Regions from separate parts of the Mus musculus genome. Here region 2 is linked to region 1. Evidence: chromatin loops called from intact Hi-C (ENCODE). Cell type or tissue: left cerebral cortex. All regions are shown on one strand.

Region 1 (2,500 bases):
ATGGTGTTACTATGGGTGTTTTTAGGCATCACGAGGTATACACAATACCTCTTGGGTCATACCTGTGGACTTTTGTGTGGGTTCTCAGCCATTGAGTAGAAAGAGTAGGAACAGTGCTCTTTCTAACCAACTTCATTAAGCTCATTGTATTTTCAACTATTACCGTCTATGTACTCTACTGATTTAAAGTATAAATTCATGTTTGCTATCTAACAAAGCTATGCCAATTATCGCTGGCTCCTGAGAAATATAAATTAGCCTCAAAGAGTTCTGGAAACACCTTGTGCTGCACTCCAGGTAATTGATGGTTTACTAACAATGATGGGCATAATTGCACCTCAGACAGGGCCTCTGTGTACATGCCTTTGGCTTAGGGAAAAGAAGTGAGTTTGGGTTCGGACCCAGCCACTTCTCTTTTGGGTCCATAACTGATTACTTAGTCGCTCTAAGCCTTAGTACTGTCATCTGAAAAATTGGGTGAAAATCAGACCTATATATTCTTATACTTAGCTGTTAAGGAATATGAGTAACTCCTGGATTGGCTTGAAACTTGAGATTATGATCAGTAAAAGGCAATTACCACTTCCATTATCCCGAGAACCTACAAAGATTCAGGTGCTAAGTTTTACTTGAAGGGGAGATTACCTGGTAGCCTCTGTAGGTGCATTATTCTCCCAGACATCTTATGGGGTCCTTCGCATTTCTTATTTTTACTTTCCTTGTTAACTTGACTTGGAGAAATGCTGGTCAAAGCTTTCAGGGTTGGGAGTGGCAAAGTGGGTAAATAAAGTGTTTGCTGTCCAAGCCTGAGGACATGAGTCTGAATCCTCAGCATCCATGTAAAAGCAAGCATGGCTGCGCACATCAGTAACCCCATTGAAGGGAGGGACAGAGGCAGGGGCATCCCCAGGGTATCGAAATGGTGAGTCTAGGTTCAGCGAGAGGCCCTGTTTTAGAAAAAATACAGTGAGGAGTAGAGTAAGACACACAATAGCAACCTCTATGTGTGTACACATGTATGGGTGGGTCCACTGTCATACAGTCTCTCTCTCCCTCTCCCCCTCCCCCTTCCCCTCCCCTTCCCCTCCCCCTCCCCTTCCCCCTCCCCCCCCTCTCTCTTTCTAAGCAAACTATGGGCTGTGTTTTGTGTAACTCCATAAGACGGCTGGTTATGGTGATGAGGACTTTTGGATCCCACCTTGCTAGCTAAAGATCCTTGCACTGTTTCTACAGAAGAACGGCAGCACCGCTGTGAGGACTGTGACCAGCTCTTTGAATCCAAGGCAGAGCTAGCCGATCACCAGAAGTTCCCATGCAGCACACCTCACTCGGCCTTCTCCATGGTGGAGGAGGACTTGCAACAAAACCTGGAGAGTGAGAGCGATCTCCGAGAGATCCATGGCAACCAGGACTGTAAGGAATGTGACCGAGTTTTCCCCGATCTGCAAAGGTTAGAGAAGACATGGTGAACGTGGGTGTGTGCTCTGCAGCAAAGTGTTATGCTGGAGTTTGACAAGTTTGCTCGGGGGAAGACTAGAGCTTCAAAACAACTGGCCAGATGTGCTGGTGGCATGCTTGGGAATCATTGCTTCCTTAAAAAGCCTTGTCCTTAAGATACTTACAGTGGACCTGGATCATTTTTGTCAATCAGAAAATATTCCATCCCTTCCCTTCCCTTCCCTTCCCTCCCCATCCCTTCTCTTTCCTCATCTTTCTTTTCCTCCCCTCCCCTTCTCTCCCTACTCTTCCTTCCCCTTCCCCTTCTCATTTTCCTCCTAAACCTAGGGATTATACCAGAGCCTTGACTGTATAAGACATCAATATGTCATTGAGCTATATTGCTAGTCTATAGATACTATGATTTAAGCAGGGTTATAGTGAACTCAAGTCTTAACTTTACAGGGAATTATGACTTTGAGGAAAAAAATACAGAGTCAGAAGAAAAAAATAACTAGTGATATGTCAAGAATAGTAAGGCTACTTCTAGTAAGGTGACCTCTACCTCATTTAAATAGCAAGGCTACCTCGATGTCATTTAAATAGTAAAGCTACTTCTATCTCATTTAAAGGGCTAAAATTCTAGATCTCAGGCTCACTTTCAGAGATAAATTTTGACAGATCCATATAGGTCACAGATTTAACTCAAATCATCCATCAAATTGCATATCCACAAAAGAACCAGACTATGTTCAGGTTCCCAGTGTAGCATTTTCTAAAGGGAAGAACAGCACTGTAGGGATCTAAATGAAGCAATGCTTTAATATTTAAGAAGATGAAAATCAGATCTCAGCAGTGTATTTGCTTTGCATAGCCTTTTGAATTTAGTTCCTGAATGTTCTTTATTTGACTGAAGGAAACACCAGCACTGGAACCCCCGCCCCCCCTTTGAAAACTATGTTGATAATTATACTACAAAATGCAACTTTATGTTCAGAGATGTCAATAGGTTTTCTTTTTGTTTATTTCTACCTAATGCCTTTCATTTTTGCTTTGCAAAAGG
Region 2 (2,500 bases), 180 kb after region 1:
GATCTGGACCCTGCATTTAAAAAAAATGTTGAAATTAGCCCGACAGACCTGAATAGCAGGTCAGTGTGATGATTCAGGGGACTAGTCTTGTAGACAGCTGAAAGAGAGCCCCCTTTCCTCCAATTGTCTTTTTACCACATCTGTTGTTAAGTCAATGCTGCATATAGAGTTTAGATTGCACATAGAAGAGGATGAGAGAAGGAAACAAACTTATTCAAAGTTATTCCTTGCTCCTCTCTGCCCCTGTCCCACCCTGCTCAGCTCCTACTGTTAGAATCCTAGCCAGAGTTCATTGTGAACCACTGGAGGCATGTTTCCATTGGCATTCGCCTCCCTTCCCATCACAGCCTACCAACTAGGCAAGAAAGAGGACTGACGAGAAACAAAGGTAAGATTTGTTCTAGAAGATGATTTATTCTGCTGTAATTTCTTCCAAGAGCTCTTTCCCCCAACACACACTCCCCCTCTTTCCCACTTAAATAAATAATGAGCTTGGGAAGTCCTTTAGCCCGTTTTGCTTATAGACATATTTCTAAAAGAAAATAGAGACAGTGTATTCTGGAAGTTTATGTAAGGTCCAAGAACAGAGTCACTCTGGTGCAGCTCCCATCCCGGCTACAGCAGGTTTCTTTATGGTGAGTATGACAAAGGGCAGGCTGTGCTGCAGGAATGCCAGTCGCCGCCGCTGTTCCAGAACCTTCTATCACTCTTCCTGATTTGACATGAAATATTAAACACCGGTTACCAACAAAACGTTATTGAACACAGATGTCCACTATCATTTTCAAATTGCTAAAGTCAATTTAGGAATATATATATATATATATATATATATGCATTTCCCTAAAACACAAATGTCATGTGACAGTAATGATTTCACAATATACCATTTCAATTAAAAGAGGACATTGTATATGTGTTTTCATTTTAAAAATCCCTTCTCTTTCATTAAAAAGGTCTGGGTCTTTCAGTACAAACTGGACCGAAGATTGAAAAATAAATTAAAAGAAAGAGCGCCACCTACTGATGCATTTAAAAACTCTCCCATCGGCTCTATTTCTGAATGGAAAAGGCACAACAGGGACCTTGTGAACAGTAACTCAGACTGCTTGGCTCAAAGAGAAGAAAGAAAGGAGCAGGAGTTGCCCCCGTGGAAAGCAACTGGCTAGAATGGAGCTGTCTCCATAATGGAGAAAGCCTCCCCTTTTCTGTGCCCCTCAGAAGCTCTAATTAATAAGTCTGCTCCAGGTTTAGTGCTCCCCCAAGACACGGGTTAACTGTGCCGTTCCCTTTTGCTGGGTTTACCGAATCCGGTCGGGTCACACATTTTGCTCCATTACAATAATCGTATTCATGTCACCGGCTGCCCCTTCCGACTCTCAGACATGGTGGGCGCCCTTTGAAAGGATTTACGGGACCATTTCTCCCACCAGTGAGGTTGGGCTTGTTCAGAGCCTACCATACTCCTCCCCTGCCCCCACCCAGCCTAGATTCATGTGATTTCACAGGGGAGGGAAGAAAAACATCCACTGGGAACTTAAAGCCTACCTCAGGAGGCAAAGAGTAGTTAGTTGAGGAGAAAGCAACTGAACCAGACCAGGAGGGAGATGGCTCAGAGAGGCTGATCAATGGCCCCTGCAGTTTTTGCTGTCCCATGCCCCGCCACCTATCTATACGGTCTTCCAGGACCAACTTAGATTCCTGCTTTGACACATCTTTTAAGAAAGGCACACTCTCTGAGTCTCTCTTTGTGTGCCTTACGTTACAGACAGATGTAACTTATTGTGAGCGCATCCTGGCCTCTCAAAGGGTCTTGGGGTCCTGGTTTTCTAGCATGGACTTAGGTTTATAACACCACTGGCTTTCTTTTAAGATGAGTAAAGTCTAAATTATGTTTGTTTCCTACTTTTAAGCAGTGGCTATAAGAAATATTATCAATATGCAACAGGACAGCATCTAGAAACACACAATGGAGTAATTTAGAGTAAAGTCCCTTTGAAGATGTCTGTTCAGCCATGCAGAGACTTGATTAGCTAACCGTAGGCCCAGGTATTCAAAGTCTGAATAGAAAATGTTTATCTTCCCCCAAATGAATCACACATCACCTATCACTATAGAGTTGCCAAACTGTATGGTTTCCTTGTCACACATAAATTCAATAGCCGGCCACATCCAGGGACAGAAATTCCTTATAAATCAAACACCTACATACATTACAAAGAAAGGGAGTGGGACATACTGCCGAGTTTCAGTCAATCAAAACATGTGTGACGAGGGTCTTGTGTATCCAAGGCACAGTGCTAGGTTTCATGGGGACATTTAATGAAATATGACCTGGCCCAACCTCCAAGCAGGGGAACACCTGCCTTCCACTGCTGCTCTGGAGATTATGTGCAATGGCTGAGCAGTGCAGGGTGACAGGTAAATGACTACTATTATCATGACTACAAGGTCATTTTGAAACAATATTTAAAGCAGAGGTGGGAGAGATGGCCAAAAT

What was found. A loop is a pair of places that touch in the nucleus more often than their neighbours do. Peaks named below come from ENCODE experiments on the same cell type or tissue, not always from the same donor. Only the 100,000 strongest peaks of a DNase experiment are listed, where the experiment ranks them.
Region 2: it touches region 1 in a loop (2.7-fold over the local background); 4 of 42 quality-filtered maps call a loop at or near these places.

What each region holds. Positions count from the first base shown.
Region 1 is chr3:29,992,436-29,994,935 of GRCm38, reverse strand. It overlaps Mecom (MDS1 and EVI1 complex locus), which reads left to right. Exons shown (of 16, transcript NM_001370769.2): 5 at 1,234-1,450. Among named protein-coding and RNA genes, the nearest start is that of Gm52621, 2.6 kb to the left of the region's middle. In left cerebral cortex, no CTCF peak of the experiment used is centred here; a DNase peak (open chromatin) is centred at 1,381.
Region 2 is chr3:29,811,612-29,814,111 of GRCm38, reverse strand. All of the region lies in intron 3 of Gm33206 (a long non-coding RNA gene), which reads left to right. Among named protein-coding and RNA genes, the nearest start is that of Mannr, 78 kb to the left of the region's middle. In left cerebral cortex, a CTCF peak has its summit at 1,006 (motif pointing left); DNase peaks (open chromatin) are centred at 555 and 1,055.